Linked DNA regions of Homo sapiens: region 1 is linked to region 2. The links are chromatin loops, found by intact Hi-C in ENCODE. Cell type or tissue: GM12878. All regions are shown on one strand. Each heading gives the region's core, and the rest is flanking DNA. Links, peaks and the distances in the headings are about the cores only.

What was found. Peaks named below come from ENCODE experiments on the same cell type or tissue, not always from the same donor. Only the 100,000 strongest peaks of a DNase experiment are listed, where the experiment ranks them.
Region 1: it touches region 2 in a loop (3-fold over the local background); 4 of 110 quality-filtered maps call a loop at or near these places.

Annotation. Positions count from the first base shown.
Region 1 is chr3:101,984,149-101,990,862 of GRCh38, reverse strand. All of the region lies in intron 2 of RDUR (RIG-I dependent antiviral response regulator RNA), which reads right to left. Among named protein-coding and RNA genes, the nearest start is that of RDUR, 47 kb to the right of the region's middle. RefSeq lists an enhancer at 2,904-2,953. In GM12878, for the core only: no CTCF peak of the experiment used is centred there; DNase peaks (open chromatin) are centred at 2,056 and 2,812; H3K27ac peaks cover 2,247 bases.
Region 2 is chr3:102,056,946-102,063,659 of GRCh38, reverse strand. No RefSeq gene overlaps it. Among named protein-coding and RNA genes, the nearest start is that of RDUR, 120 kb to the right of the region's middle. In GM12878, for the core only: no CTCF peak of the experiment used is centred there; DNase peaks (open chromatin) are centred at 2,719, 3,989, 4,421 and 5,669; H3K27ac peaks cover 2,864 bases.

The DNA.
Region 1 (6,714 bases), core at 587-5,586, 72 kb after region 2:
TTCCAAAGACAAATGATACAAAAAGCAAGAGTCTCCAGGATGCTGAGAGACTTGTGATTACTGTGCCCTGGGATGTTTTCAGGTTTCCCGCTTTCCATCAGGTAAAGCTTCCCAGTAATAATGCAGCCTGACCAGAACCCAAAATAGGATGGAATTTGGATAGCTGAGGAGAAAGTAGAAAATTCTACAAGGAATTCTTTAGAAAAGAAATAAATTTAACATGTTTGAGGGTAGAAGTGATCAGACTTACCAATAAATAAATAAGATGTCATGCTAGAGAGTGTATCCATTCATTTGTTCAACAAATATTTATAAATATTTACATAAATATTGAGCATATGCCTTGTGCCAGTTATGGTTCTGGGAACTGGGGAGACAGCAGTGAACAAAACAGACAAAATTCCTGCCTTGATGGAGCTTTCATTCTACTTGGGGGGAGACAAAACAAAAGAAAAATATAGAATGTGTCAGGTAGGAATAACTGGTATGGAGAAAAATAAATCAAGGAAGGGAGAAATGCCTGTCAGGAAAGGCCTTAGTGTGGGTTTAAGGAATGGAAAAACTAACTTATACATGTTCTCACAGCCCTGTATCTCTTCAGCTGTCTCTCCTTTGTCTAATTCAAATCCACCCTGCAGTGGCATAATCCCATTTTTACTCCTCACCTTCCCATTTCATGTGTGATAAGTACAACAGAGACCACGTATTTATCCGAAATTTGTACCAGGCTGCTTAACCCAGGTCTCTGACTGGGTTGCACCAAGTCTCTAAATTTGCACCAGGTCTCTGACTTCAATCATTGCCTCCAACTTTGATGGAGCACTGAGCCAGCTCAATATGAAACTTGAGAAATCCATATGTGTGTGGTGACAGACGCCTTTATAACACGCTCCATCTCCTTCTTATCGAGCCTACCTCTCTGTAGGCCACTCAGGATCCATGGTCTCCCCTTTAGGCTATGGAAAGCAATAAATGGTTTCATAGTAGAAATAATGTTTGGAGAGTCTCTATCTAGCAGTAGGAAGATAAGGTAAGAGGTTATTACTTGAGAATGTGAGGTTTTAAAGGTGACAGTAAAAAGGGGAAGGAAGATAAAACAAAGTAAGTAAAGAACTATTTCAAGGAAATTGTATAGGATGAGGTAATGAATGTTTTTAGGGACTTAAACTATTTCAGTATTACACAGATAAAACTGGGAGAAACTTAGGGAGGTTTTAAAGGAAGATAAATTCAGGCTTGGACACAATGATTTCTGAATGAGTTCATAATAATGAAGGCATCTAAGAAGGCAGCTAAAAATAGTGTTTGAACGCAGGTGAAAATTGGGGGCTGGAGAAATAGAGGCAAGCATTATCTACAGAGAAGTAGGAGTTGGGATCATAAACTAAACCTATTCTCCAGGGAAAAAAGAAAGCATAGAAAGATAGTAACATAATACTTAGGGCCAGCTTAAGAAGCTCCTTCAGAGGCTGCATGACCTTGTAGCAATATTTTAAGCAGCACTCAAAGCTTCTAGCATAGGCATCTTGGTATGGTGAAAGGAGCCAACTCATAGCACGTACTTTCTCCTGTGTGCAGAAATTTAAAAACTAAATAAGTTTTCATGTCTTGTTCTGTTTTCATCCATATGTTTATTGTACTTCACGCTTCCCTGCTGAGGTGATTTTTTATTTTTCTGTTTGGCCCTCCTCCATCACTTCAAACTACAATGCTCCCCCATTTCTGAAACTCCCACAACCCTGTTTAGCCTTCCACCTATGACAATGGTCAGTCTCCCACAGGCCTTTGGTTGATTTCTCTCTCTCACCTTTTTTTTTTTTTTTTTTTTTTGTAGTCAGTCTCACTATGTTACCCAGTATGGTCTCAAACTCCTAAGCTCAGGCAATCATCCCACCTTGGCCTCCCAAAGCACTGGGATTACAGGCATGAGCGACCACACCCAGCCAACTTTGGTTGATTTCTAAATGCCCTTCCTGGCTCACATTTTCCTGTGATGAAACTGAAACTTGTTATTACTGATGACAAGCAACTGACTCTTTACCAATGAATACAGCCAAAAAGCTGTGAGACACTATCTCTGGGTCAGGCTTGATCTCTGCAAGCGCAGTTGTCGGGGCTGGGAGAAAATACTATCTCCTCAGAAGCATCAACATCACCACTTCAACACTAGAGACAAAAAGGGTACCACTATGAGAACACCACCCTTTGAAAAATGACCCACCTTGGCACCTGTGCTCAACTAGGAGTCAAAACCAGACTCTTACTTTAGTCGCTAGCCAGACAACACTCTAAGTCTCTAGAAACTACAGCATCATGTACAATAAATTACCTTTTTCCTTATGGGACCCATTTCTGTGTTTCTGGGTATGTGTGTGTGTGTGTGTGCGTGCACATGTGTGTGTGTTTAACTTAAGGATTCTTTAATTTTTCTCAACTCAGAGGCTGTGTAGATATACTATCTCATCTAGTTTATAGTTTATTGCTGCCTATCTATCTCAACATATAAAATATGTTCATGCTGTGTTTTAGAACATTAATTATTTTCTCCTCTAGGGAAGCAAACAGTCTTGAACACAGGGAACTTCAACAAACATTCAAGCATTCAATAACTGGCCAGTGTATAAAGTACTTAAAATTTTTAAAATATTCAAAAATATTTTTAAATGTTAACTGAGAAATTTTTTAATTAAACTAACTGAGCACACACTTCTGCATTTCAAGTCCAGAATGAATATATGGCTTGTTCAGCCCACTTCTGCCTTCTCATGAACAGCAAAATCTAGACAAAAGTCATGACTAAATGACTCTTCTGTGGTTACTCTGGCTTCACAGCCAGAAGAAAAGTCAATTGCTATGTAACCACAGGGCTTATCTGTTTGTTCATTAAAAGTGCTGTAAATAACAGTTTCTGTGATAGTAGTTTTAATTAACAAAAATTAACAAATTAATTTTAATTTTAATTTGCTGTGGCTCACTCCTGTAATCCCAGCACTTTGGGAAGCTGAGGTGAGCAGATCACTTGAGGTCAGGAGTCCAAGACCAGCCTGACCAACATGGTGAGAAACCTCGTTCCTACTAAAAATACAAAAATTAGCCAGGCGTGGTGGCACATGCTTGTAATCCCAGCTACTTGGGAGGCTGAGGCAAGAGAATTGCTTGAACCCAAGAGGCGGAGTTTGCAGTGAACCGAGGTTGTGCCACTGCACTCCAGCCTGGGCAACAGAGCGAGACTCTGTCTCAAAAAAAAAATTAATTAAAAAAATTCACAGCATTTAGTTAACAAAATCCAAATTGAATAGACCATGTAAATATCTGATCAGTCTTTTGGCAATTTGCATATAATACACAAACTAATCATGAAACGAGAAATTCTGCAGTTGCCCTAGATTTCGTACTGATGGAGAGCAGAAGACCTAGACACAGCCAGGCCCAGCAAGAAACAATATGATGCCACCTGACCTCAGGAGAGTACACTGAAGTTCTCCTCCCCATCCACCCCTCAACTTTATCTTCCTCTTACTCACCTCTAGTGAATTACCTTGATTCCTAGTTCACCAAGGTAGTTAAAGCCATGTTAAGATTCTCCATCTGCCATTTCATTTCTCTAGCTTGGCCCTATACTCATCCTACTAGTCTTTCTGCCTGCAGTTCTCCCAACTTCATAGCACTCCAATTTTCTATTCCCACCTGATCTACCTTCCTAAATCCCACTTTCCATCATGTCACTCCTCTGCTCAAAGGCCTTCAAAGAATCTACATGGCCCTCAGTATGGCCCTCCAAAACTTGACGCTGGCTACCTCCAACATAAATGTTTTCAGCCCAGATCATTCCTTTCTATATTCTACACTCTGCATAGACTGTCCTTTCTTCCTCCTTATTCCAAGACCTCTAGAAAACGGAAACTGGAGCAAAGATTACAGGGTATTCCTTTATTTGGGGAAGTACAATCCTGGGACAACAAGAGTGGAGGAGAAGGACAATGAGACAGAGAAAGACATCAAGCAATGTGAGATAATGCATAACAATGGCCTCTTCTTCACAATGAGCTGGAAGAGTCTCAGCCACTCCCTTGGAGGTCACCTGCTCAGCTACCCAGCATGTCTCTAGACAGACTGATCAGAGAAGCTGTGTCTCACATTAGTCTATTAGAGGAAGGAAGGGAAAGAGTGTGGTTGGTCCTCCATATCCTTGAGTTCTTCATCTGTGAATTCAACCAACTGTAGATCAAAAATATTTTTTTTTCTTTTTTTCTTTTTCTTTTTTTTTTGTTTTATTACACTTTAAGTTTTAGGGTACATGTGCACATTGTGCAGGTTAGTTACATATGTATACATGTGCCATGCTGGTGCGCTGCACCCACTCAAAAATATTTTTTAATTGCATCTGTACTGAACATGTACACTTTTTCTTGTCATTATTCTCTAAACAACACAGTATGACAACTATTTACTTAGCATTTATATCATATTAAGTACTGTAAGCAACCAGAGAGATTTAAAGTATGTGGGAAGATGTGTACAGGTTATATGCTAATATTATGCCATTTTATACTGGGGCATTGAGCATTCATGGATTTTGGTATCCAAGGGAGGTCCAGGAACAAATCCCCCATGGATACCAAGGGATGACAATACTTATCTGCCCAAATTTTTCTAGCTCCTGTTTTTCTCTGTCAAAAGTCAACTTTCCCACACTTCTAGATTGTATTCTCTGGACTCTTTGGGAAGCTGCTTCGGAAGCCACAGCTCATGCGTAGCCTGTGTGATACAATATACAAATCTCAAAGTGGTGGAAGAAGCCGGAGACTCCAGGCAAGAAACTGGTCTGTCTCAGGTGCTAGACACTCATGGACCTGTCATGAGGTTGTGTCATGAGGCGCAGCAGCAGCAGCTAAGGCAGAGCAAATGGGTGGAAGAGGTTAAGGTTCTAGAGACAGATCAGCCAAGAGAATCTGCAGAACTGTATATGTTCAATATGCCTTCTACTCTTCTAGCCAAACAGCCCAGCCATAATGTTTGCCCACTGGAGCTTTCGGTTCTTGAATTATATTGTGATTGTGAAGGTTAATTAAGTATGTGTGTGTGTGTGTGTGTGTGTGTGTGTGTGTGTGTGTGTGTTGTCTCCCCAATTAAATTATAAGCTCATTAATAGCAGGTACCAAGCCTACATTCCCACGTATACCCATCTCTCAACTAGCATAGTATGAATGCATAAATGTCATCCCATCAGTAGTTGTTTGGTGAGGGAAAGACTGGAATATCCTAGAGAACAGTGGATCTAAGAGTCACTTTAGCCCAAGTGTACACAAGAATGGCCCCTTTTGGCTCCACAAAAGTATAGTTTGCACTTTGGAAAAAATCCTAAAGGACACCTAAATCATTCCCTCATCTCATCCTGTGTTTTCATTTCCTGAACAGTGAAAAATTAAAATGATATAGGTTCCAAAACTACTCAGAATAAATTGGCTCTTGTTTTTTTAAAAAGAGAGAAAATGAACTCTTTTTCTATCCAAGAGGAAATTAATAAGAATTAGGTGTTTGTTCATCATTCAAATTTTACCTTTTTCTGTAAACAAATATATATTTCGATTCAAAACCATGCAACATGATAAAACGGTTAAGACCACAGACTCTGGAGATAGTCTCTGGTTCAAATCTCAGCTCAGCCACTTACCAGCTGTTAAGAGTAACTTAACTTCTCTGTGCTGTCATTTACTCACAGATAAAATGAAGGTAACAGCACCTACCACAAAGGGTTATTATGAACATAAAATGAATAGGCATATGTAATGCCTGAAACATGGCAAGCCGTATATTAAATGTTTGCTTAATAAATAAACGAGGTAATGGGACTTGAAAAGGAAAGACAGAAACAAGCAAAATTATATACTGTTAAGAACTAGAAGGGTTTTTGGAAGGCAGCTATTCTAACTTTCTTTTGTATTCCTTACTTGATATCTCTCTGTCTTTAAGGATTATTACTAATTCCTTCCCCTACAATATTGCAGCACTTGACTTGTATATAAATCTCCTTGTTCTGGTTGGTTTAATATGTGATTGCAAATTCTTTGAGACCAGAGACTCTAATAGTAAATAGCACATTCCTGATCATATATAAGTGTGGAAATTCTAGTGAATAAATAAAGCAAAAGGTATGAAGAGGTGGAGTTAAGAAGCTCAGCTTAAGTTTAAAAAGTAAGTTACTAACTAGATAATATCTAGCCTGCACTCCAAGAAAAGCATTTTATTGACTCATTGAAAAATATGTGCGTCCCACCCAACAGGCTGATCTTTTTATTTCCCCATTCTTCTGTCACCACAGCAGGTGTGGCTTATCATTCTGGACTCATCTTGACTGTTCTATTTGCCCGGTTACCTCTGCTTCTTTCTCTCTGTCTCTTAGAACTCACCTCACTGGGTCCTTACCACCTGGCTCTATTTCCTAGCTTTACGGCTGCTCTAGAGAGATCACAGAATGGCCCAGGGCAAACCCCAAACCAAACACGTTCCAGCTTTTATTGCAACTAACATTTTGCTATCCCTAACCAAAGACCTGGAAGTGTCTCTTCCAAAGGAGGAGATGTACCTTGGGGGTCACATACTGGCCCCATTACTACTTTCTGCAGTTCCTTCCATGGTATTCCTCATCACCACAACCCCTACCCAGTTAACCACTTAAGGATCCAAATATAAAATTATAAATGTAATATGAGG
Region 2 (6,714 bases), core at 1,023-6,022:
CTGTGTTTCAGGTGTCCCCACTGTGCAGTCGTGGCCCCATGGTTATATGTGGAAGAAACAAAGGTATTCTCAGCCTGAGATGGTATCTGAATGAGATGATGGAGGCAAGGAAGAGGGAAGGGAATAGTTCCAAGCCAATATTGAAGGAAGAACAAACATGACTTGGAGATAGATTAGACGTCAGGGCTTGGAAAGACAGGAAAGCATCCAGGACGAAGCTTGGTGATCCGGGATGGACAGTGCAGACCTGGTCTGCAAGTCATTGCTGTTTTATCTTTGTACATGATTTTTCTAGCCAGTGGATGATGATACCCTTCACTTGCTCAGTCCCTCTGGCTCCATCCAGCGGAGTCAAGTGTGCCCTATTTGACACCCCTGGACAGGGCCAGAGGTACTGATACTCTGGGATAAGGGGTATCTGAGGGGTGGAGGGAAAAAAGACAGCCCAGGAGGAGGGCCTGCCTTCTGAGTCCCCTCCAATGAGGCACCCACATGTTCCTGCAGATGGAGACTGACCACTCAATCAGTCTGGGTTGGGGTACTCGTTTTTGGATTTAGATTTGACGTGATAGGAATTTAGAAGTGAAATTCCCTGCGCTATTGTCACATCTCCTGCTGTGGCCAAACATGAAGGAGTTAAGTGGAACAGGAGGGAAGCCCCAGTGTCCCTGCTGCAGGGAAGAGAACCCAGAGTTTGGGGTTAAGGAGGGATGGGTGGCCTTGGTGGCAGGCAAGCAGCATTATGGGGGTCTCTGAAGAGACAGTAGCAGTACCTCATAGCCCGATCATCAGAAAGGATGCCACTCATCCCAGGACCAATCACCAACATGCTTCTGAAGGGCTCGCAGCACAGGGCCTGTGCCCTCACCTTAGCCCAGTGACCCTACCATGGCAAAAGCAGTATAGGGGACAGAAAACCAGCTGGGCTGACAGCGCCCCCACAAACACCCTTTTTCTTAATGCTCTAAAATAATTTAATATGGCATGCATATTAAACTTTAGCACATTATACTAAATCTAAAAGTATAAACTATTTAGACAAAAACATGGATGAATCTCAAAAAGTCTCAGAATACATTACAGCCTGATTTCTTTTTACAAGTTTAATACCAGTAAAAACTAAGCAAAATCCAATGTAGAGATATCATTGCTAACAATATAAAGAAAAACAAGACATAAAAGCAAAATTAAAGGGAGTGATTACCTCTTAAGAGAAACAAATCAAATATAATTGTAGTAAGACACAAAAGTTTGGTTAATGTTCTATTTGTCAAGGTGAGTAGTAGTAACATGACTGGAATTTCTTTTATTATTTTTTAAACATTATATATATATGTTATTTTCACCCTTCTGTGCCCATTTTTGCACACATTTTAGAAGTAAAAATATATGAGAAGATAGATATACACCAAGGATTGAAAAAGTTGGCCAAAATCTAGATACTGTGGTGGTCTAGATGGTATTTTAAAAGTTTAGACTAAAGGGCCCACATTTTTAAATGTGGAAAGATTATGTAAAAGGCCTTATCTTGAAAACTGAAGGGTGTAGGGCAATACACTGAGCTGAGATAGCACAGCCTGTGGGCTTCAAGTTCTCATAATGCCCCACCACTTTCTAGTCTTCCTTAAATCTGGACCCCAGAGGCATTCAATTTTCTAACTCCCAATGCCATGTTCAATGGCCATGTAACAAAGCAATTCTACCATAAGCCATCTAATCATAAAACCTGTGTAAAATTTTACAGTTACATTGTTGGAAATACCTTAGAAGTACAATATGAGGGTCAAAGGATATTCCCATTTAAAACTTAAATAGATATTTCCTTTAAATAAGTTGCACCAATTGAAATTCTCACAAACATGTATGAGAACGCCTATAGTCTTTATAGCCAACAATGACTAAGAGTAATTAATATTTCCCACTCTAAAAGATAAAAACTAGTAGCTAATTGCTTTTAATTTGCATTTATGTAACCACAAATAAGTTTTGCTTTTTTTCATGTCTATGGCCAATTCAAATTTTTGTGTCTATTAATATCTCTGGACCTTTTTTCATTATATTCTTTGTGATTTATAAATTATTTTATGTATTTTAAATAATAATTGATAGTCCCAGTTTGTCATCAATCTTTAAACATTGTTTATTGGGTTGGGGAAGGTTGTCACAGAGATTTTTAATTTTATGTGATCTGATCTATTAATATTTATAAGGGTCAATTTAGGAAAAATAAAAATATTGACTCGGTGCATTTTTTTCAAACAGGACAAATTTACCTTTCATTGTAAAAATAATGCACTCATTTTTAAAAAATCAAACAGTACAGTAATATTTAAAGGAGAAAGTAAAATTCTACCAGCTGTGATGGTCTATATTTTAAATATTATCCCCTGCCCCCCAAAAAACTTACTTTACACATTCATTGAGCCCCTTGGAGGAAAAAAAGTATATTCTTATATGTCACTATCTTTACTAAACAGAGGAATTTAACTCATTAAACTTGGCACCACTTTTCCACAATGTAAATATATAAGTTTGCTTACAAAGAAGGCACACAAAGGTGGCTTTCTAATCTTTCATTCTGAAATCCAGTGGTAGGGCTGTTCATAGAGCTGACAGAGCTGCACATGGCCTTTGGGACAGAGATGAGTCATCAGTGACCAAGTACACAGCAACCTGGGAATATTCCCTCCTATTCTGGTGGGCTTTCAAGGCTAATAATCAAGGGCTCTCGCCTTATCTGCTTCTTCCTTAGTCTTCTCAGCACATAGTGAATAGGCCATATTAATGAGGAAGATGAGGCATAGGTGCCTTTTTTCTGATATTTAAAATATGAATCACCATAGATGGTAAGATTCATGGTTAGTTGTACTTTCTCTTTTAAGTGTTCCTGTACTCTTTGAATTAAAATAATAATAATACATTATTTTCATAATAAAAGGTAAACTTGTTCTATTTGAAAAGTAATAAAGATAAATACACTTTACTGAAGAGTACTAACAGTCTAAGTAGTGTATAAGGACGGAGAGTCAGCAGCCTTATTCTGCACTGAAGCTGCCTACCTCCCCCATCTCCTCTGAAGACTTTATTTTTTATATTTATGTTTACAATCTAATCACTTTACATAAAACAACCCGTGAGTTTAAGCTCAATTTTTATTTCTCCAAATTCATTTATAAACTCTATTTCTCTAAATCCATCTGCCAGTGAGTACACATATTTGAGATAATAGGTATAATTATACAAACATTCAATTTTTTGTTTTACATTATTCACCTAAATAATCTCATGTACTTTTTTTTTTTTTTTTTTGAGATGAAGTCTGGCTCTGTTACCAGGGTGGAGTGCAGTGGCGTGATCTCCGCTCACTGCAACCTACACCTCCCAGTTCAAGCGATTCTCCTGCCTCAGCCTCCTGAGTAGCTGGGACTACAGGCATGTGCCACCACGTCCAGCTAATTTTTGTATTTTTAGTAGAGACGGGTTTCACCGTGTTGGCCAGGATGGTCTCGATCTCTTGACCTCATGATCCACTCGCCTCGGCCTCCCAAAGTGCTGGGATTACAGGCGTGAGTCACCGTGCCCGGCCCTCTTAGGTACTTTTCATTTCACCAAAAGAACCCCCAGAGATTTTATTTCTAATGTCTCTGTGGCATTCCATCTTCTTATTTTATATATATATTTTTTTGTGATTTGTTTAGCTATTACTTTCTTCTTGAACACTTGGATCATTTTAGGTTATAAATTCTCAGTGTTAAATTTGAAACATGTCTGTGCAATTACTTCTTTGGTTGTTTATTTGGGGCTTATTTTATTGAAGCCTCAGCTCCAGGTTAAAGGTTATGAACAGCTTTACAGCTCAAGTTAGTGGCACTTTCGGTGAAACAGCTGTGGTCTCGTCATGTGATTTCCTTTCACAGAGTGAGTTTCATTAGTACTAATGAAGGAATAAAGTAGAATTTCTCTAGTGGGAACCACCCAGCTGTGGTCTGCTGCCCATGACATTTTGCTCAAATTCCCTCAGACATGAGCACCACAGAAATTTTTTAAAAACGAGTCTGACCCATTCACTCAGGAAGAAAGAACTCCTCCGTGGGCAGTTGTCCCCTTTACTAGCTAGCCTCAACAAGTTGCTCCAATCACAGGGGGGTCTTAGTCCATTTGTTTTGCTATAGAGGAATACCTGAGGCTGGATAATTTATAAAGAAAACCGGTTTACTTGGCTCACAATTCTGTAAACTGTACAAGAAGCATGGAGCCAGCGTCTGCACCTGGTGAGGGCCTCAAGCTGCCTCTACTCATGGCAGAAAGGGAAAGGGAGCTGGCACAGGCAGAATACATGGTAAGAGGAAGCAAGAGAGAGAGAAGAGGAGGTGCCAGACTCTTTTTAATAATCAGCTCTCCAGAGAACTACTAGAGTGAGAAGGGAACTCACTCATTACGGAGAGGACAGCACCAAACCATTCGTAAGGGATCCACCTCCATGACCCAAACATGTCTCATTAGGCCCCACTTCCAACACTGGGGATCAGATTTCAACCTGCAGCTTGGAGGGCCAAATATCCGAACTGTAGCACAGGACCTCTGAGGGACTGACTGCCTCAACCCCAAAGCAGACAGCAGGTACCGCCCCACAGGTCCCAAGCCCATACCAGACATCATGTTGTACTCTTTCTAGAGCATGGCCTTATTACCAGAGTTACCCATGAACAGCTTGCCCATGGGCATGGCATCTTTGGAATCTGTGTAGTCCATATTGTGCAGGCTGTCAACCCTGCCCACCCTTCATACAACTCTCAACTCCAAACATCATGAACTCCACTCCCATTAACAAATAAATATCTTTTTAGGATTTCCTTCAGAACTTTGCCCCCAAACTCTATGCTCAACACAGTGGCCAGAGTGACCCATATAAATGTAGGCCAGATCCTGCCTTTCTTTTGTTCTACCCTCTCCCCTCCCTAAAGGCTTCCCAAACCAAAGGTCTTTCAATGGCTGAAAGACCCTGTGCAGTCTGACTCCCTGTTAGGTACCTGACCTTTTCTCCTCCCTCCCATCCACTCTATACTGAACACACTTGTCTTCTTTCTGTTCTCCAATGCATCAGACACACTCCCACCTCAGGATTTTGGCACTGCTGTTCTCTCAACCAAGAACACTTTTGCCCTAGAAGCCATCAGTGTGCCTCACTCCCTTGCTTCCTTTGGGTCTTTGGCCAAATGCCACAACTCAGTGAGCCTTCCTTAAATCTTTTTGAAATTGCAACCATCCCTCTCCTGCCACTTACTACTCTTCTTTTCTGCTTTTTTTCATAGTATTCATCAGCTATTTCATATACACCTTGTATTTATAATAGGTCTCTACCACTATACTCTAAGGTCCTTAAGAACAGAGATTTTTGTTTATTTTGTTCACTGCCATATCCCCAGTGACTCCCAGGATGAGTGACTTGTACATAGCAGGCACCAAACATGTATTTATTGAATGTGTTTCTCTGAACCCTGCACAATGCCAGGAGAGATTTACAGGAACAACCCCTGTCCTCCAGAAACTCTTAGTGTAGTTGGGGAGTTTGACAATTGCTAATACTTTATAAAGTCAGATCTCTAAGGTTAACACCCTAACACCTTCTTAGTTCCTCTTAGATACTGTGACTGCACCTAAGGGAAGGTGCCTTTAGGAGGAAGGTAGTTCATAGGTTGTGGTTTTGTGGTGGAACCTCCTGGTTTCAAGTAAGCATTGCTGACTTGGACAAAGATCTGAGCTTATTTTTTCTAATCAACTGTGCTTTCTCTATGAACATTGATGTTTTTATTAAAATAGCAAAGGATAATAAATGCCTCTCTTGTATTATATTTAACCCTTGAGGCAGAGAGGTCCAAAACACAAAAAAACCTATCTGATATTTTAGGCAGAGTTTCTCTTGACTCAAAACCACTTCTAGCACATTCATTAGGAAGGTTACTATCAAAAATAAATAAATAAATAAATAAATAAAACAAGTGTTGGAAAGGATGTAGAGGAAATGGAACCTTTGTGTACTGTTGGTACTAATGTAAAAATGGTGCTGCCACTGTGGAAAACATTAAGATAATTTCTCAAAAATTAAAAATAAGGCCAGGCACAGTGGCTCATCCCTGTAATCCCAGCACTTTGGAAGGCTAAGGCAAGTGGATCACCTGAGGTCACAAGTTCAAGACAAGCTTGGCCAACATGATGAAACCCCATCTCAACTAAAAATACAAAAATTAACTGGGCATGGTGGTGGGCCCCTGTAATCCCAGCTACTTGGGAGGCTGAGACAGGAGACTCGCTTGAACCAGGGAGGCAGAGGTTGCAGTGAGCCAAGATTGAGCCATTGCACTCCAGCCTGGGTGACAAGAGCAAAACTCCATCTCAAAAAAATAATTAAAAATAGAATTACCATATGATCCAGCCATTCCACTTCTGGGTATATATCTGTTATGGTTTGGATCTGTGTCCCTCCCAAATCTCATGTCAAATTGTAACCTCCAGCGTTGGAGGAGAGGCCTAGTGGGAGGTGACAGGATCATGGGGGTGGAGTTCTCATGAATAGTTTAGAACCCTCCCTTTGGTGCTATTCTCATGATAGAGTTCTTATGAGATCTGGTTGTTTAAAAGTGTGTGGCACCTTCCCCATTCTCCCTTTCTCCTGCTCTGGCCATTTGAAGATGCCTGCTCCAGCTTTGCCTTCTA